3 separate regions of the Homo sapiens genome follow, and regions 2 and 3 are each linked to region 1. Evidence: read pairs that join two places in POLR2A ChIA-PET (ENCODE). Cell type or tissue: CD4-positive, alpha-beta T cell. All regions are shown on one strand. Region 1 overlaps SRPK2 (SRSF protein kinase 2). Region 2 has its middle 7.9 kb from the start of LINC01004. Region 3 overlaps SRPK2 (SRSF protein kinase 2).

Region 1 (4,000 bases):
AAGCCTGGCTAATTTTTGTATTTTTAGTAGAGACAGGGTTTCACCATGTTGGCCAGGATGTTCTCGATCTCCTGAACTCGCATCCACCCACCTTGGCCTCCCAAAGCGCTAGGATTACAGGCATGAGCCACCGCGCCTGGCCGAACAGTGCCTATCTTGATACAGCTGGCATTATGCTAAATATATCAGCTGAATTTTTACTTGATCCTCACAATAACCCTGTGGTTGCTACAATTTTTTTTCTTTTTTTTTTTTTTTTGAGACGGAATCTCTGTCACCCAGGCTGGAGTGCAGTGGCTCAATCTGAGCTCACCGCAACCTCCGCCTCCCCCGTTTCAAGTAATTCTCCTGCCTCAGCCTCCCAGGTAGCTAGAACTACAGGCATACGCCAACACACCCAGCTAATTTTTGTATTAGTAGAGACGGGGTTTCTCCATATTGGCCAGGCTGGTCTCCAACTCCTGACCTCCCCACCTTGGCCTCCCAAAGTGCTATAGTTGCTATAATTAATCCCATTTTACAAATGAGAAAACTGAGGCACACAGATAGCTTAAACATGTTCAGATTACATGGCTATTAAGCCATTACACAGCAGGATTAGGGTAAGAAGCCACGTCTGCCAGCCAACCCTATACTACATTAAAGTTTACAGAGCCTATCTTACGCGCTTTATCTATTTGCTACCACCCTGTGATATGATTTGAATGTTTATCCCATCTGAAACTCACGTTAAAACTTAATCCCCAATGTGGGTATTATGAGGCAGGTCTTTAAGAGGTGACTGTGTCATGACGGTTCTGCCCTCATGAATGGAACCTATTCATGGATTAATGAGTTAACGAATTTTAACGGATTATCCTGGGAGTGCGACTGGTGGCTTTATAAGAGGAAGAGACCTGAGCTAGCACACTCAGCCCCCTAACCATGTGATACTCTAGGCCACCTTGGGACTCTGCAGAGTCCCCACCAGCAAGAAGGTCCTCATTAGATGCACCCCTTGACCTTGGCCTTCCCAGCATGCAGAACTGAAAGAAATAAATTCCTTTTCTTTATAAATTACCCAGTCTTAACCAGGCCCACCCCTGGTTAAGGATGGGCAACAGGCTCACCCCTGTAATCCCAGCACTCTGGGAGGCTGAGGAGGGCGAATCACCTGAGGTCAGGAGTTTGAGACCACCCTAGGTGACAGAGTTACACTCCGTCTCAAAAATAATAATAATAATAATAAATCACCGGCCGGGCGCAGTAGCTCACACCTGTAATCCCAGCACTTTGGGTGGCCGAGGCAGGAGGATCACCTGAGGTCAGGAGTTTAAGACCAGCCTTGCCAAAATGGTGAAACCCCATCTCCACTAAAAATACAAAAAATTAGCTGGGTGTGGTGGCCGGCACCTATAATCCCAGCTACTCGGGAGGCTGAGGCAGCAAAATCGCTTGAACCCGGGGGGCGGAGGCTGCAGTGAGCCAAGATTGTGCCATTGCACTCCAGCCTGGGAGACAAGAACAAGACTCCATCTCAAAAAAAAAAAAAAAGAAGAAGAAGAAGAAGAAGAAATAAATAACCCAGTCTCAGAAATTCAGTTACTGCAACAGTAAACAGACTAAGACACCCTTATAATCCACTGTAAAGCAGGCTGTGCAGTTTGATGATCCCCAGTCTCAGAAATTCAGTTACTGCAACAGTAAACAGACTAAGACACCCTTATAATCCACTGTAAAGCAGGCTGTGCAGTTTGATGATCCTATTTTCCTAGAGAAAATAAGAGATTCAGGAAGGATGAATCATTCCCTCCCTATGGAGCAAGCAGCAGAGCTGGGTCTAGAATCCCCGTCTTTTAACTCTTCACCACTGTTTCTCCTCCTCAATATGCTTAGCTAGTGTGGTGGTTTCAAAAATATGTTCACAAATTACTTAATTTGCATCTCTTCAAAGGGCAGAACCTGAACTCTCCCTTGAGTGTGGGCTGTACCCAGTAACTCCCTTCTAACAAACGTGGCAGAAGTGGCAGTGTGAGGTCTTCTAAGGGTGTGTTATAAAAATGTAACCGCAGCTTCCTCCTTGCTCCCTCTTGATGAAGCCAGCTGACATGTTGTGAGAACATTCAAGAAGAGGTCCACAGAGCAACAGGCAAGGCCTCCTGCCAACAGCCTGGAAGCAGATCCTCCAGCCTCAGCCAAGCCTTCAAAATGACTGCAACCCTGAGCCAGAACCACCCCACTCAACTGCTTCCAAATTCTTAACCCACAGAAACTAAGATGATAAATGTTGCATTAAACCACTATGCTTCACAGTAACTTGTTATGTGGTAATAAATAGCTAATACAACTAGGGGCTGGGTGTGGTGGCTCACGCCAGTAATCCCAGCACTTTGGGAGGCCAAGGTGGGCAGATTACTTGAGGTCAGGGTATCGAGACCAGCCTGGCCAACATAGTGAAACCCAGTCTCTTACTAAAAATACAAAAATTAGCTGGCTGTGGTGGCGCACGCCTGTAATCCCAGCTACTCGGGAGGCTGAGGCAGGAGAATTGCTTGAACCCAGGAGATGGAGGTTGCATGAGCCAAGATTGCACCAGTGCACTCCAGCCTGGGTGACAGAGCGAGACTCTATCTCAAAAGAAAAAAAAAAAAGCTCTTGGCTAGTCATCAGAATTACATGATCCCTCCCTTAATTTCACACAGTAAATGCCAGTACCTCTATTGGTTAACATTCTATTCCACCTTGTGTCACTGCTAGTTGTTTACCTGCCTATCTCTGAGACTAAGTCATAAATCCCTTATTATCTAAGGTTCAATTTTCTCATCAGTAAAATGAAAGGGTTAGATTAAGTAATTGCTAAGGAACTCCCAACTCCAAAGTTCCATAAGGATGACTCTTAATTGAAAAAAGTAAGATAGCACAGTTGTAAGCTTCGACTTGGTAGTTTTAAATCTCAGCTCTACAACCTATCAGCTCTAAACAATGGGCCTGCTGCTGAACATTTCTGTGCCTCAGTTCCTCATCTGTAAAATGAGAATAATAGTGCTGTTAGAATTCTTCCAGGTAATGGTTTTGTTTTTTTGTGTTTTTTTTTGAAACAGTCTCCCTCTGTCACCCAGGCTGGAATGCAGTGGTGCAATCATGGCTCACTGCAGCCTTGACCTCCTGGGCTCAAGCAATCCTCCCATCTCAGCCTCCCAAGTAGCTGGGATTACAGGAGCGTGCCATCCAGCCCAGTTTGTTGTTGTTGTTGTTGTTGTTGTTGTTGTTGTTGTTGTTTGGTGGAGACAGGGTTTTGTCACGTTGCTCAGGCTGGTCTCAAACTCCTGAGCTCAAATGATCCGCCTTCTTTGGCCTCCCAAAGTGATGGGATTACAGACTGCCTTCAAGCAAATTCATCAGGCCCATGTTCCTGAATGCCCCAAGGTGAGCAGTAAGGAACAGAAAAACACTTTCCTTCTCCAGAAAATCCCACTCCTGAGCTGATAGGAGGGGATCTCAGAAAGAATCATCACAAAAGACAGGACAAACTAAAGAAGCTGGCAGACTTTTTTAATTCTTCCCAGTACAAACTGGAACTAGACATGCAGAGAGCCTTCCTAAAGGCAACGCCCAAATCCCACGTGAGGCCAAACTTCTCCCCAGGGAGACTGAGAGCCAATGTTCTTATCATAACACTCCTCCCCACAGTGCACCCACAGACAAGGAAGCCTGAGCAGTTGTGGCTGTCACACAACAGATGCAGCGTTCAGGCCAGAACCTTCCAGGACCTTCCTCTTTGCTGGCCCAACAGCTGCTGCATCTGCCTGGCCTTCGAGGAGCAGCCAGTATGTATGTGGCTGTGTGGAGCAAGAATGTGCCAAAATAAGCAACCAAGTCAATCAGAGATGGGTTTGGGGCTAAGTTGACATGGTAACAGGACCAGTCACAGGTCTCCCCATGTATGGTGGGACCACAGAGCCCTATGTCCTCCATTCATTCTTCTCTGGGCAGTTTCTGTCCAGGACAGCTATGGGGCAAA
Region 2 (4,000 bases), 350 kb before region 1:
AAGTGCTGGGATTACAGGCATGAGCCACCAGGCCCGGCCAGTTTGTATCCCATTTTTAAGTTAATATCCAAGCATCAGCCCATTCCCATTTTTTTGGTAACATACGCCTGCTATAGAAAATCCATCTGTAAGCCTATAACCCAAAAAGAAACCATTATTTCCTTTACCTATTTCTATGGAAACATACACAATATACAAAAGTCCTATAAATTGTGACCTATATTTATATTTTCACCATTTTTTTGTAATATGTGATGCTTTGAAATAACTCTTTGGAAACAATTTTAATTGCTATTTATGGACATATCCTAATTTAAATTTGTCAGAAATTCACAAGTCTTTTATACATTTTTGTATCCTTCTAAGACTAACTTGTCACAATTTAAAAGAATGCTGATGACTATTATTATAAATCTATTTTTTTAACAGCTGAGAAAAGTAGTTTCATTTTAAAAACTGATTAAAGAATTGTCTTTGAGTTATGCTTTCCATGTTGGTAAAATCAGACAGCCGAGATACATGAATTATTCCAAAACAATATTCCAAAATGAATGTTGGATAACTTTTCATTATTCTATAGCAAAGTGAGAATAAGAACAATGTAGCCAGGTTTTAAAAAGACACTTTTTAAATCATAAGACAATGTCCTTATTTGGTATTAAAAGATCCATTTTAGGCTGTGCTTCGTGGCTCACACCTGTAATCCCAGCACTTTGGGAGGCTGAGGCAGGTGGGTCACCTGAGGTCAGGAGTTCGAGACCAGCCTGGCCAACATGGTGAAACCCTGTCTCTGCTAAAAGTAAAAAATTAGCCGGGCATGGTGGTGGGCGCCTATAATCCCAGCTACTTGGGAGGCTGAGGCAAGAACTGCTTGAACTTGGAGGCAGAGGTTGCAGTGAGCCAAGATCGCAACATTGCACTCCAGTCTGGGTAACAGAGTGAGACTCTGTCTCAAAAAAAAAAAAAAAAAAAACTATTTTAAAACTCAGTATCTAATTGAATGCTAATACTGAGTGAACTTAAAACTGACAACTATACTGGTTTCCATTCAATTCATTCAACAAATCCTAAAGTCTAGGAATTTGACTGGCTCTAAAACCCTTGGCAACTCTCTTTAGTTTGCTTCTCATATACACTGGATCTCCATAAAAACTCTACCAAAAATCCCACAAGAGTTTCATAATTATTTTGCTTTGTTGACTCATATCTTAGAGCTACATGGACATACATTATTTGGTCTATCCTAAAACTTTGAGAAAGTTATCCTATTTGAATTTCAGGAATACAGAATGTGAGCCTTTCCTTTCAACCATTTATTCTATATTATAAAGGATTCGGTGAGACACAAGACCTAGATTATGAAGCAAAGGGTTCTTTGATTCAAAAGGAACAAATCCAACCTGCTTGATGTGAAGCTATCTAATCACTGGCTGCTATTACATAAGGGAGTTACTTAGGCACCTTGACAAAGATTATTATGATTAATAATTACCCTGTTCTTATAAGAACACTTCTCCCAACCAGTTCAAAGCCTTCTGGTATACAATGCCTCCCTCGATACATACTAACAATATGAATGAATCCCTCCACCAAAATTAATTCCGCTAATGAAAGAGAGGCTAGGTTGCAAAGGACATGTATAACCAAACTACTTTCAAATTCATACCTTTAAGTCCAAACGACCTGTGATGTCAAAACTCCTACTCCCTCAATCTAAAGAGGGTCTATTCCCTACATTTACCTTCATCTGAACATTACAGAGCCCCAAGTTTTCAAAAAGTTAGCTGGTCTGGTTGCAATTATTGAGTTATAAAGTACCAAATTTTGGCCAGGTGCGGTGGTTCACGCCTGTAATCCCAGCACTTTGGGAGGCCGAGGTGGGCGGATCACCTGAGGTCAGGAGTTCCACACCAGCCTGGCCAACATGGTGAAACCCTGTCTCTACTAAAAATAAAAAATTAGCCAGGTGTGGTTGCAGGCACCTGTAGTTACAGCTACTCAGGAGGCTGAGGTTACTGTGAGCCGAGATTGCACCACTGTACTCCAGCGTGGGAGACAGAGTGAGATTCCGTGCCCTCCCCCCCAAAATCTTATTCTTTTCACTATGAATTTTAAGGAAATAAATTAAAACTCCATATATCAATGCTTAATTCTCTTCTTCCCATCCTCATGCCTCACCCCACAACTTGATTTTGAAATCTGGCTCCTTCATTTTGCTTTGTCAATTCATGTTTTAGAGTATTTTAATCTTCACACAAATTATAGTTATTTCATAAAAAAGGCAAGAAAAAATTTTTACTTTATTTGCAAATATAAAATGTATTCCACAAACATCTGACTTGTTCCATTGTTTTAGAAACAAATAAGACACAGCCTAAGTGACACTGGTTTTTTTAAATCCACTATGATGAAGGCTGTTAGGAGGAAAAAGACTTCTATCTTAATTTTATGCATAGAAAACCAAATAGCCATTTTTTTCCCCACAAATGACCGATTTTACTGAGCACATATACAGGTAACTTAACCATGCATTTAAAGAGATTAATTTAAAAATACATGTTATGTTTTGATCTAGGCCTCTGACTAAACTACTGATTAGTCCTTCCTTATCCTTGAAAATAATTTGATAGTTTCTATTTATTTACTTATATATTTTTTGAGAAACGGTCTTGCTTTGTTACCTAGGCTGGAGTGCAATAGCAGGAACATGGCTCACTGCAGTCTTGACCTCTGGGGCTTAAGAAATCCTTTCACTTCAGCCTCTGGAGTGGCTGGGACTACAGGCTTACGCCACTGCACCTAGCTAATTTTTGTATTTTTTGTAGAGACAGGGTCTCACCATGTTGCACAGGCTGGTCTTGAACTCTTAAGCTAAGCAATCCATCCTTCTTGGCCCCTGCCAAAGTGCTGGGATTTACAGGCATAAGCCATTACACCTGGCCACCAGTTTCTATTTAACTGGCAAAAAAAAAAAAAATTCAATTTGATTGGTTGTCAAAAAAGACAGAGATACACAAAAATACCTGTATGTCATCATCATTTTGATGGCATATAACTTCACCCTACAATCTTTTTCAATATGTTTTGTTTTGTTTTTAATTTCAGAGAAGGCTACTTGGACCTAAAGGAATGAATTAGGAAGCGGTCTACTACCAAAGTACAATGAAGGTCAGTTTTCTTCATACCTTAATATGAAAAACGTTTTAAAATGTCTCAATTTCCCTATGCTAACCTCTGGTCACAGAGGCTTGAGGGCTTCCTATAGTACCAAAGTATGACTTGCCAGTTAAAAAGAAAACGAATTCTTGCCCCCAGGGGTAAAGATAACAAATTTAGAACACTATGACATACATCTATTAATATTTGCAGAAGGAGTATATGTTGTTACATTAACATACAGAAATTGCATAGTTGATCCAGAGGGAAGTCTGGAGAGTACAGGGATGGAAAAAAGGAGGAGGATGGAAAAGAATGGGAACTAAAACTTAGGTGACTACGTTAAGGATTACCCATGAGAGCAAGACACAGGATAAAGTACTGAAAACAAAAAAAAAAACTTAATGTAACCACTTATTTGAATAAATTGATTCATATGAATCCAATTTGATAGATAAAAAAAGATCAAATTTGATAATACCCAGGAAAATATAGTACCTATATCTGAGTTATCTCAATTTATCTCAACTACCTCATTGGCAAAAAGATTCTCTCTCCTATCACTAAAAACTAATTTCTTTTTTTTTTTAAAAGGGCTCAAGGGCAGTGACTGCCCCACTCCACCACAGAGTGGGAGAGGGCTGGACCCCAGTGCCACTTTCGGCCACCCCTGGGCCACACGGCCACCCCTATCCCTGGGACAGGGACTGCAGGGTCACACCCTCAAACAACCACGCCTCAGCCATACTCGCGCCACACTTTCCAAGCCTGTCCCAGACCAGGGACAAGCCCCTAGTAGGGTTGGGGGAGGAGACTAGAACTAGAGAGGTGGGACACCAAGCAT
Region 3 (4,000 bases), 150 kb before region 1:
CATGGGTAAAGGCAATTTGTGTATAGGAAGAAACTCATCTGACATGCTTCTAGTGTGTATACTTATAATATTTTATGCTCTATTTTGAAGAAAATAATGTCCCTAAGTTTTTACAGGTAAGAAATATATGTCACTCAAATGTGTGTGACAGGTTAAGTATTCCGGAGAACTATGGATGATTTTAAGAAAACGTGAGGCAGAAACAAAGGCCCTATATTCTGATCTGCCAGTCAGCATGCCAGCCTGCTCATGCCGACATGCCTTCCCCAGATCCACCTGAACATCAGCACTCTGCCTATCCCGTACTTGCAACCCAACACTAGAGAAAATGCCTTTATCCAAACAAAATACGTACTGCATTATGGATGGTTCAAATGCAGTGGAGTTAACAAACTACAGGGCCTTGACCAAAGGGAACCTTTCAGACTAGAGAGGGGGAGATACATGAACACAGAAATAAATGTACAATTCCACACTATGATAAGTTGGGGATGCGGGGGACAATACCGTGGGTAATAAAGGAAAGGGTCTGATTAGAGGTCGAATAAATGCATTTCTAAGGAAATGACATGTTTTCATACCAAGTCAGACCACAGCTGTTGATGTCTCCAGAAATAATTCAAGAGATGAAAACTGTACAAAGGTGCCAACTTATCTAAGAATGATTTAAGAGAGCAACAAAACTCATGTCTGAGGACAGCTACTACAGGCAGCCTGATATTGCAAGGCAATGTTCCTACAGTCACCATTTAGTATGTCCTTGTAGCAGGTATACACCGAGGGTTCTGGAAAAAGTTAGGAACATAAGGTAGTTCAAAGCAATGATTCCGCTTATATTGCACGTATAGTATGAAGGGTGCCTTCATGTGGTTATATCCTTGGAGTTTTAGAAGGATGATACATGCAGACCTTAGAATGGAGCAGATTTTAGTGTTCAATGTGCAGAAAAATCACTGATGAATTTGTTAAATATTTGGATTCCTAAGTCCCACTCTCAAGGATTCCAATTCAGGGGTTTACAGTGCAGCCTAGGAATGTTTACCAGGCACCCCCTACTGCCTCTGAAAACCCCACATGAAACACAAATCTTCCCACAAAAGGAGGTTTGGCTGTGACACAGGTTTTTTTTGCTCAAACTCATGAAACAAGCATGTATGACACAAGGCCTCCCGACAGTGTTTGTTTACAGGCTGACCCTGCCCCTGATCTTGGTAATCCCCAGGGCTTGGAAGCAGAATCTGAATAAACTGCACAGCCTACTGCTACAGCTTGTGCCCAGACAACAGACCAGAGGTGATATGTAAAAAAGATAGGCAGTGCTGACAGCTCTCTCTCCAGAGGTTAAGGAAACACACCCAACATGAGACACGGTCAGGGAGTTAAGGGAGCCAGCACTGATGGGTATAGACAGCATGAAGTACAGATGAGAACACAATGAAAGAAGAATGATAGAACAGACAGAAGAAGAGTGAAACTCATATTTCTTATGAGCCTCGTATCAGATACTGTGTCATGAACTTCATATATTTCATTTAAATCCTCATAAAAATCTTAGGTATTAACATTAATATAATATAAATTATCATATCATAGATGAAAAACCAAAGCCTAAAGAGAAAGGAATTTGTCCAAGAAGACGGAGCTACAAAGCAACACAGCCAGGTTTTGAACCAAGGCTCAGGAATCAGTCAATAATGCCATAATCCTCTTGGAGATCTAAGATAACGCGAGTAGGAACATGGCTGTCAGGAAATGAAGAGTCCTACTCCAGAGAGAATACCAAGGCAAGTAAGTACACAAGAGCAATGAACAATGCTTTTGCAATATCAGAACTTTAAATATGGACCCTCTTATTAAAACAGCTGAGGGTTCATACATTTTAAATAAGGGAAACTTGTAAAGATGAGGTAAAAAGTTAAGATGTAATCTAGCTGATCATAAATGATGAAGGCTTGCTGCAGCTCTTGCTGAGTAGTGGGATCACAGGTGACTTCTGCCCTCCAACCCAAGTGTCTACATTTCCTGTGATGAACAAATTTTATTTTTAAAAAGAAATACATGTGATGTCTTTTGTTGTTAATTTTTTTTTAATTGTATTTTGAGGAAACTGAGAAGTAATTGAGGGCAGAGACTCTCCAGGAATGAAGTCAATAAAAGCAAGAGAAAGAGGTGAAGTATCAGAAGAAAAATGATACCTCAGATTACATAACACACACTACCAGCCTGGGAAAGCTCTCTCCCCTTCCCATCCTGGACCATTAAATCCCAAGCCATGAGGCAGGGCCAATCAACAAAGGATGTCAGAGCATGAGTTAGGTGAGAAGGGAAGGGAGAGACATAGTGATGGTGACTGGTGATTCATACCATACAGGGAAATCAATCAACTAAGTCAACGCAATGAGGATGGGAAGAGCCCAGACTCTTACTATCAGAGAAAGAAACCACAAAGATGGAAAGGGAGAACACCAGGCTGAATCTTCTGGTATTAGAGGTATCAGATTAATAAACTCATGGATTTCAAAACATATGTAAATATATAAATAAATATAAACATAAAGGAAGCAGGTGCATATGTTTGTGTTCCTAGCTCTGTACTGAGATCTGAAAGTGACAAGCCAAAAGTAATAAGCACACCTAATGCCCAGGTCTAGCTTTCTAAATATTATTGTTTAATTTAAAAAAAAAAAAAAAAAAAGCAGGATTCTCTGTGAAAAGAGTAGACTCCAGGGCTGGGATAGGAAAAACACAAGATGAACCTGGCATATCCTACTGTACTTGAAGGTAAAGAAATGATCAAAGGACCGGGCATGGTGGTTCACACCGGTAATCCCAATACTTTGGGAGGCTGAGGCAGGAGAATTACTTGAGGTCAGGAGTTCAAGACCAGCCTGGCCAACATGGTGAAACCCCATCTCTACTAAAAATACAAAGGTTAACCAGGCGTGGTGGCATGAGCCTGTAGTCTCAGCTACTCAGGAGGCTGGCACGAGAATTGCTTGAACCCAGGAGGTGGAGGTTGCAGTGAAACAGAGATCACACCACTGCACTACAGCCTGGGTGACAGAGCGAGACTCCATCTCAAAACAAAACAAAAAAATAAACGATCAAAGAACGATTGAGGCATTTCAAAAGGACACAGAACCAATCTGAAGGGGCTCCTAAGAACAAAATTTGGGATAATCTAAGCATCAAAACATATAAGGAGAGTAAGTGATCATAACCCACTGAATAAAACAGAGATCCATGAATTTATCAGTCCACCCGAGACAGAAAGTCAGCCCGGGGTGGCGGCGGGGGTAGGGATAAATATTTGAATGGGTTATATATGTAGTCTCAAAGTAACTCTCAACAAAATACTTATTACTAGGGGAAAAGAACAGCTGTCAGGGATATCTGGCAGACACAATCTTGATCAAGTGAAGGCATCAACTCCAATGGAATAAATCAAACCTGTGTACCATCTGAAAGGATTTAATGCAAAAAGACAACATCACTACTGTGGCATCCCAAATTGAGAAACATTATATAAAATAACCGGTTTACAATCTTCAAAAATGTCAAGGACATGAAAGCCAGGAAAACACTGAGAACTGTTCCAAATTAAAAGAAATTACAAAAACAAGAAAACAGAATATGCGCTTCTGCCACAGATTCATTACACATAATGGACAACACTGGGCAACTGGCAGTACCTGATAAGCCCGAGGTCTGAATAGTAGTGAAGTATCAGTGTTAAATTTCTGATCTTGATGGTTGTATTTTGATATATAGGAGAATGTACTTGATTGTAGGTAAAATGTACTAAAGTATTCAGGGATGATAAAACACCATATTAGTAATTTTAGCTCAACCAGTCCTGGCAGAGGGTGAGGGGATTTATCTCTTTATCCAAGAACAAAAAATGAGAAGGCCACAGGTCTTATTCCAGACATTCCAAATCAATTCCTTGGACTCCCTGAATATGTATATGTCAGTAATCTTATACAAACTGTTGTGGAAT

What was found. ChIA-PET counts read pairs that join two places held together with the same protein. Peaks named below come from ENCODE experiments on the same cell type or tissue, not always from the same donor. Only the 100,000 strongest peaks of a DNase experiment are listed, where the experiment ranks them.
Region 2: POLR2A ChIA-PET joins it to region 1 with 5 read pairs; 7 of 35 experiments call an interaction of 5 or more read pairs at or near these places.
Region 3: POLR2A ChIA-PET joins it to region 1 with 6 read pairs; 4 of 35 experiments call an interaction of 5 or more read pairs at or near these places.

What each region holds. Positions count from the first base shown.
Region 1 is chr7:105,350,287-105,354,286 of GRCh38, forward strand. The region is part of intron 2 of SRPK2 (SRSF protein kinase 2); the gene reads right to left. It also overlaps the pseudogene LOC124901716. Among named protein-coding and RNA genes, the nearest start is that of SRPK2, 37 kb to the right of the region's middle. RefSeq lists an enhancer at 2,068-2,147. In CD4-positive, alpha-beta T cell, no CTCF peak of the experiment used is centred here; a DNase peak (open chromatin) is centred at 2,025; H3K4me3 peaks cover 829 bases; H3K27ac peaks cover 3,165 bases.
Region 2 is chr7:104,997,088-105,001,087 of GRCh38, forward strand. No RefSeq gene overlaps it. Among named protein-coding and RNA genes, the nearest start is that of LINC01004, 7.9 kb to the left of the region's middle. In CD4-positive, alpha-beta T cell, no CTCF peak of the experiment used is centred here; no DNase peak of the experiment used is centred here; H3K27ac peaks cover 704 bases.
Region 3 is chr7:105,197,221-105,201,220 of GRCh38, forward strand. All of the region lies in intron 3 of SRPK2 (SRSF protein kinase 2), which reads right to left. It overlaps LOC124901718 (a long non-coding RNA gene), which reads right to left. Exons shown (of 2, transcript XR_007060466.1): 2 at 1-3,801. Among named protein-coding and RNA genes, the nearest start is that of KMT2E, 190 kb to the left of the region's middle. In CD4-positive, alpha-beta T cell, no CTCF peak of the experiment used is centred here; no DNase peak of the experiment used is centred here.